Linked DNA regions of Homo sapiens: regions 1 and 2 are each linked to region 3. A link is a loop called in an ENCODE intact Hi-C map of the cell type or tissue named here. Cell type or tissue: OCI-LY7. All regions are shown on one strand.

Region 1 (2,500 bases), 140 kb before region 3:
TCTCCCCTGCATCCTCTCTTCTCTCCTCCCTTCTCTCTTCCCCTCCCACCTTCCCCTCATCTCTCCTGCATCCTCCCCTCCCTTCCCCTCCCTTCCCCTCCCTGCTGGCTGGAGGAATGTGCTGGGCATGACTCCTGCTGGACCTTGTGCTGGAAGGTGGTAGAAGCAGGGAGCAAAACCAACTTGGCCTCGCCTTCAGAGCTCGCAGCTCGCTGAGGGAGAGACAGATTAACCTCATGATGACACACATCCAAGCCTGAGTTGAACACATATGGTGTCTGAAGGACGAGCCTGCCATGTAACCCGGGGTGTAATTTACAGCGAGGTCCTTGAAATGCTCTTGGCCAAGGGGATACTGAGGTGGAGACTTGCAAGGCAAGAGGGGCCCCCAGGTGAGGAGAGAAGAGGAGAGCGGGCAGCATGGCAGCAGAAAGGCCATAGGCCACCCAGTGGCAGGAGAGGGGTGCAGGGCTGGGTGTGGAGAGGGCAGGGGAGAAGGGAGTGGAGGAATGAGGGGGGAGTCTGGCCCCTCCCCAAGCAATCTGCATGGCCTTTTCCTCTCCCACCAAAGGCAGCCCCCAGAGAAACACACTCCAAGTAAAAACAGTAGCTGCTGCAGGGACAGCCTCAAGAGAGCCCGTTCCCCATCCCGCCTGCGGGTCAGAGATGACCAATCTGCCGTTGGTGGGTCTTGTCCTCAGACACGGGAAGGCGTTGCTGAGGTGTGGACTGGGGTCTGCCCTGACCTCATTTAGGTCAACTATGGGCTGGGAGCAGCTCGTGACTCTGAGCTGAGTGACCAGGGACCTTAGATCCAGAGGGGCAAGGTCACCCCTCCCAGGGCTCTGGGGTGGACTTGGGGTTGTGGCTGCATTTGGGGTGTAGGGATCCAGGCCAGAGGGCTAAGCCCTGGTTTCGATGAGCTGGAGAAGAGCCTGGAAAAGTTTCTGGCCGGGGGATTGGGTAGGGGCCTGCTTGGGAACTGCCCCCTGAAAAACCCCACTGGGCCTTGATTTTGAGACAAGCAGGTGTTCTGAGAACTTCTTCCTCCCGCGGCCGCCCCTCCTCCAGGCCCTCTATTTATAGCGCTTCCTCTCTTGAGCTCCGCGAGAAAAGTGCTCTTGAAACACACAGAAGAGAAAAATTCTGAAAAATGTCAAACCACAGGTCCTTTCCCCTCTCTTCCGTTAAGATCTAGGTTTGTACTATTCCTGGTTGACCCCAGAGTAGACAAGGTCAAATGGGGCATCCTTGGGTTATCACAGTGGCGTTCAGAAGGTGCTGGCTGAGTCCTGGCTCCTCTCTGCAGCCTGTCTGGGACTAACTCAAGGGGCAGGGAACAGGAGACCCTTTTCCACCAAGAAAATATGGGGCCATGAAGGTCTAGCCTGATCTAGCACGTGAGTTTGGAGAGATCAACAGCAAAGATGGTGAGATGGGAGTTGGAAAATATCAGACTCTGAATTGGAAGCCTGATGCCATGTTCTAGTTCAAGCTCTGTTTGGGATATCACTTCTGTCTCTGAGTATATTTCCCTCTCTGTAAATTAAAAGAGTTGGACTAGACCCGTGTTTTACAAACTTTTAAAACACAGAGCACACACAACGGAAACAGAAGTCTTATGAAACAGTATTTGTCCTTATTACGATGTATTTTCTTTTCTGTTCTGTTTCCTTTTCTCTTCTATCTCATTTTTAAAAAGTTCTGATCATGGCCCACTAAAATGATCTCGAAACCCACAATAAATTATTAAAGTAGTAAATTTTATGTATATTTTATCACAATTAAAACAATTTTTTTTTCTTGAGACAGGGTCCTGCTCTGTCTGTCACCCAGGCTGGAGTGCAGTGGCAGTCATGGCTCACTGCAGCCTCCATCTCCCAGGCTCAAGCAATCTTCCAGCCTCAGCCTCCTGAGTAGCTAGGACTACAGGCATGCACCACCACACTCAGCCAATTTTTAAATTATTTGTAGAGATGGGGTCTCACTGTGTTGCCCAGGCTGGTCTCAAACTCCTGAGCTCAAGGGATCCTCCTGCTTTGGCCTCCCAAAGTACTGGGATTACAGGCATGAGCCACCTTGCCTGGCCCAAAACAGTTTTTTTTTTTAAACCAACTAATTGTGGATTTTAACCCAATGGTTGAAAAATACCAGACTACACATATTTAAGTTCTCCTCCAATTATTTTTAAAAACCTAATTGTTCAATCACAGAGGAAAAGTGCCGCTTTGACAAAACATTGATCATTTTAAATTTTATTTTCAGTTTTTAAAAAAATCAAGTTTTAAAATGTTTTCTTTTTAAAAAATCAACCAAGGATAGTTTCAACTGAAGCTAAACCAAAATACCCTGTGGCCCAGCATTCCCCAATCTGGGTACATCCTAAAGAAAATGAGTATGTAAGTTCACCAAATGATGTGTACAGAAATGTTCACAGCAGCACTGTTTGTAATAGCCCCGCATGAAATACAACTCATGTTTATCAAAAGGAGAATAACTG
Region 2 (2,500 bases), 53 kb before region 3:
TTTAAAAACACCATGTTGGGAGAAAGAAGCCAGACCCAAAGCCTGAAAACACGATTCCACTTCTGTGAATGAATGAACCTAAACCACACACTAAGCAGTAAAACGAGACAGGAAAGCGCAAAGATGATGACTATGTGTGCTAGGAGGGGTCACAGAAGGGAGGGAGAAAGAAGGGGAAGGGGTCACAGGAGGGAGGTGGGAAGGAGGAAGAGAGGTGGGAAGGAAGGGGGGCACCATGGGCTGCGGGGCTGGCCAGGCATGGTCTGTACCTGCATGGTGGATTATGGGTATATTTGCTTTATAGTGATTTGCAAGGCTTTGTGACAGTTAGTTTGTGTTGTATATCACAATTAAGAGTTAAAAGACAAAGAAATAAAAAACCCAGAAAAGGCAAGGCAATTTTAAAGAAACGTAAGTCCTATCAGATTTCAAGACATACTATAAAGTTTGGCTACCTAAAACAGTGTGGTCTTTATCTAGGGTTACTTAAATAGACCAAGAGAACAAGAGCCTAGAAATAGGATCCTCAGTGTAAGGGCACCTGGTATTCAGCAGACATGGGTAAATTGGGAGGGAAGGGGCACATGGGCTATACACAAGGAAGAGACAGAACAGGGCCCCTTCCTGACACCAAACGTAAACTTGCAATGGAATAAGAACTCAAATAGAATTCATGAAATTGTAAATCTTTCTGCACAAAATACAGAAGGAATACCTTTTTGGCACTGGGGTGGCAAAATATTTTAAATTAAGAAACATAAGGTACAAACTAGAAAAGAAAACACACACTGGTCTACTTTACAATTTAAAAGCTGTAGTATGCCAAAAGCTACCATAAATGAAATGAAAACACAAGAGGCCTGAAGAAAGTATTCAGAATTCATACAGCCAACCAAGGCAGCATTCAGAACATATCAAGAAACCCTAGGAATGTGTAAGAAAGAGCCCAGTTTTAAAAGCATATGAAAAGGTAATTTCAGAAGAGAAAACTCAAATGGCTGACAAACTCATGAAAAGATGTTTATCCTCACTTGTTTTTAGGACTCTGAAATCTAAAATGAGCAATCTTAAATACAGCAACTGGCAAAAATGTAAAGCTCCTCTAACATCCAGTTTTATCTCTTTTTTTTTTTTTTCCATTTTGTGGAGAATGAGGTGTTGCCATGTTGCCAGGCAGGTCTTGAACTCCTGGGCTCAAGCGATCCTCCTGCCTCTGCCTCCCTAAGTGCTGGGATTCCAGGTGTGAGGTTTTGGTAAGGATGGAGGGAACTGAGAACTCTCACACAGTCCCGAGGGAAGGTGAAGCTATGGCGCCTCTGGGGAGCAATGTGGCAACACCAAGTAGAGCTTTGAGGCTCATTCCACTGCAGCCCTGCATGAGAGAGAGAGGAAGCAGAAACAAATCATCCCCAAGAGGGGAACAGCTGCAGAGTGGGTTATTCATACAACACAGTACTATACAGCCATCCAGATGAACTCCATGTGCGTGTACTGATGTGTTTAAAGTGGAATGAAAAATACACATAGAAGGTATCACATGTTGCGCTCATCTTCCTGCAAAATTTCAGACAACAAAATAATAGTCTATGCCGTTTGTGCACACATCTGTCTGCGGTAACTACAGAATCACAGAAAGCAGTCTTTGCTGTAGAGGGGTGATGGGGGACAGGGTAGGGGGTAGGCAGAGGCATTCTCTGTAACAAATATATATTTTTAATGAAGAGAGACATATGAAGTCAATATGGAAAAAAAAAAACAGTAATGAATTGGAGGCAAGGAAGTAGAAATGCCTTTTCTGAAGATCTGATATAAAACAGAAAATAGGGTGTATATCAGCATTACGCTGATTCAGCAGAAGATAGCAAAATGTTATAAACATAACAAAATATTAAAAATGTAGTACAAATTAGAGCTGTGAGATTTGAATGAAGTACAAAATTAAACATTTTTATTTTTCGGTCTCAAAGTATTCAACTGTGATTGTTGATTTGTTCATTGCTCCCATTAGCTATTTTAACTTCATATATCTAGAAGCTGTTCCTGTTTGTGGACGCTGTTATTAGGCACACAAACACAACTGACCCTTTCGTCATAACAAAGCATTCTGCTGTGTTTTTAGTAATACTCATAGAGAAGTCTACTTTGTCTAATCTTAAAACAGCCATTTCAGCTTTCTTATGGTTACTGTCTCCATAATATATCTTCATCCTTTTAATTTCAGGCTTTTTTTGTGTCTTTGTATTTAAAGTGTGTCTTGTAGATACCATATAGCAATTTTTTTTCTTTTAAATTAGTCTGACAATCTCTACCTTTTGATTGGAGTGTTTAGCTATTATTCATACTTAATGTATTTGCTTGAATAGCTGGATTTTGCAATTTGGTTTCTGTCTGTCTCATCTGTTTCTTACTCTTTACTCCCCCTTTCCTACGTTCTTTTGTGCTATCAAATATTATTTAGTATTTTGGTTTTTTTCAGCTATATATCACTGTATTTTCCCCC
Region 3 (2,500 bases):
AGCAAGACTCAGTCTCAAAAAAAAAAAAAAAAAAAAAAAAAAAAAAAAAAAAAAAGGTGGCATTAAGGCATTAAGGAAATGTCTGAGCCACAATTCAGACAGGCATGAGTTTCCATCCAGGCTTGCCACTTAAGTAGCCGTCACTTAGTGACTCAATCCTCAGACCCTCAGCTTTCTCATGTAGAACACAGCAATAGCAACATCTACTCTTGCAAGTCTGCTTGTGGCTATTCATTTAAATCTGGCTATTCATTTAAATCAGGAACATATGTCAAACAAGGCTCTACGGTACAAAATTGTTCAATATAAATTTATTAAGATTTCTTAAGAGAAAGGGTAAATCCTGCTGTCAAAAAAAAATCTCCAAATGGAATGCGTAATGTTAACATTTCATAATGTTACTCCATATTTTTCCTTCATATTGTCACTGATATTAACAAACCTATCCTTGGTATTGTCATTTATTTATACAGCAAATAATTATCAAGTGTCTCTATGAACCAGCTGCTATTCTACACACTGGAATAACAGCTGAAAACCACACAGACCAAGTTGCTCTCTGAATCCTACATCCTAGAAGCCAATATTAAACATTAAGTAAGTAAACAAAATAATTTTAGGAGAGAGAACTGTAAAGTGTTGATTCTAGCTCTGGTGTACCCATGACTGATTATTTGCCTTCCTAAATATTCTCTGAGCTACTTTAATAAATTCCCTTTCTGCTGAATCAGCCAGAATTCATTCTATTACTTCAACTAACAATCCAGCCAAAACAGGGATGCCTATTCTCTTGTAACTGACAAAGCCTTTTTCCTTTAGTTCAGATAACAAAAGCACATTAGATTTCAAGCACATTAGATATTTCAGAACTCAACACATAACATATACCAAAAAATCCAACCCTAAGACAGGTATGAGATTATTTTTGTGTGCTGTATATTTTGCTATAGTTACCAAGACATGGTTAGCATTTTGAATTTTTTTTCTTAGAACAATACAATGATCTAAATCTAAAATCTTTCACAAGGTGCAACTTTCCAGTGATAAACAAGAACAGGAAGTGAATCTTGAATACAACCAGACTTCAAGTTCCCTTCACTATTAAAGTATCTCCTTTGCTGTCTGTTACCTGAGTCTCACTTAACCAGCGTTAAACTTCCATCATTCTAGCCCAACAGTTATAAATATCTTTATTTCTTTTTGAACAAAACATATTTCCTATTAGACTGGAAATTTTGACACACTCAAATGTTTGAAGTCCCAAGAGGAAGACAGCTAAAATAAAAGGAATTGAGCAGCAAAGCAACTCAGAAAAGCAGAAATGAAAACAGATGTTAAACCTCTTTAAAACAAATTTTTACTAATAGCCTCAACCAAAGCTATTTCAGTCAACTACTAGAAATATTCTACCTAGTCAAAAGTTCTCAACAAGCTTCCTAGGTCATGAGCTCCTCAAGGGTGTGGGCTAACTCTTTCCAGGGTTCTATCTACCACCCAGCATCATGCATGTCATGACTCTCCATCATGGGTGATTTTGCCCCCCAAGTGTCATTTGGCATTATCTGGAGACATTTTTAGTTGTCATGACTGGGGTAAGACTGGGGAAAGGAGGTTTTGCTAACAGCATACACTGGGTGGAGGCCAGTGATGCTGCCAGCCACCCTGCAGTGCACGGGACCGCCCCCACCGCAAAGGGTTATGCAACTAAAATGTCAAAAGTGCTGAGGGTGAGGAAACTCTAGCTTAGGTCAATGATGCCACTGCCCTTCATGTTCAAATACAAAATCACTTATCATGTGGCTTCATGTAGACTTCTGGCAACAGCTTACACGCCCTTTTAAACTGGATACATTAGGTCTGCTCCCTGGTAAGACACTCTGGCCACTGAGACCGCAGTTTGAAATTCCTGCAGTGTTAAAAGCCTGAGTCTCCTTTCACAATTAGCCAGCAATCCATAAGGTAAGTACCTCTGCACGCCACTTTGATTCAGAAGGCACAGATCTTCAAACATTACTAAAATCTTGTTAAAATGATTGGCAATCTCAGTTCCTAATCAGTCCTCAGGCAATGTCAAGACATAAGTGAGACAAGAAAAGCCTCTTCCTCTTGTTATGTATCTTCTAACATCATGATTTTTCTTTTATCAATTTATAGAAAATAGCGCTGAAGGTTTCTGAGCCTGTTTCCTCAAAGTAGATGCGAGTTCTCACCTTCCAGGGCTGTTCTAAGGAGAGAAAGTGGCACACCTGCAGAGTGTCTGGGATGAGCCTGGCGTGTGCTTGCTGACTACCAAGGTGACATAGTACCAAGTACAATGCCGGACACATGGTATCCAACACCCAAATACTGAACTGAGCCCAAAGTGTGAGAACTTTTTGGTTGAGAAAGGAGATATCTTGTGAATATAAGAATGAATGGATTATATGCTTCTCTCTTAGGTAAGATGCTGGAAATGATTTTATAAGTCCACATTTCAATCCTTAAAAAAAAAAATCACTGA

What was found. Peaks named below come from ENCODE experiments on the same cell type or tissue, not always from the same donor. Only the 100,000 strongest peaks of a DNase experiment are listed, where the experiment ranks them.
Region 1: a loop joins it to region 3, with 4 times the contacts of the local background. A loop is called at or near these places in 44 of 110 quality-filtered maps.
Region 2: a loop joins it to region 3, with 2.1 times the contacts of the local background. A loop is called at or near these places in 8 of 110 quality-filtered maps.

What each region holds. Positions count from the first base shown.
Region 1 is chr13:99,424,406-99,426,905 of GRCh38, reverse strand. No RefSeq gene overlaps it. Among named protein-coding and RNA genes, the nearest start is that of LNCARGI, 7.1 kb to the left of the region's middle. RefSeq lists enhancers at 333-492, 803-1,072. In OCI-LY7, no CTCF peak of the experiment used is centred here; a DNase peak (open chromatin) is centred at 1,075; H3K4me3 peaks cover 925 bases; H3K27ac peaks cover 1,718 bases.
Region 2 is chr13:99,334,635-99,337,134 of GRCh38, reverse strand. All of the region lies in intron 6 of UBAC2 (UBA domain containing 2), which reads right to left. Among named protein-coding and RNA genes, the nearest start is that of FKSG29, 16 kb to the left of the region's middle. In OCI-LY7, no CTCF peak of the experiment used is centred here; a DNase peak (open chromatin) is centred at 1,364; H3K27ac peaks cover 603 bases.
Region 3 is chr13:99,281,269-99,283,768 of GRCh38, reverse strand. The region is part of intron 4 of UBAC2 (UBA domain containing 2); the gene reads right to left. Among named protein-coding and RNA genes, the nearest start is that of GPR18, 24 kb to the right of the region's middle. In OCI-LY7, no CTCF peak of the experiment used is centred here; a DNase peak (open chromatin) is centred at 1,288; H3K4me3 peaks cover 448 bases; H3K27ac peaks cover 1,498 bases.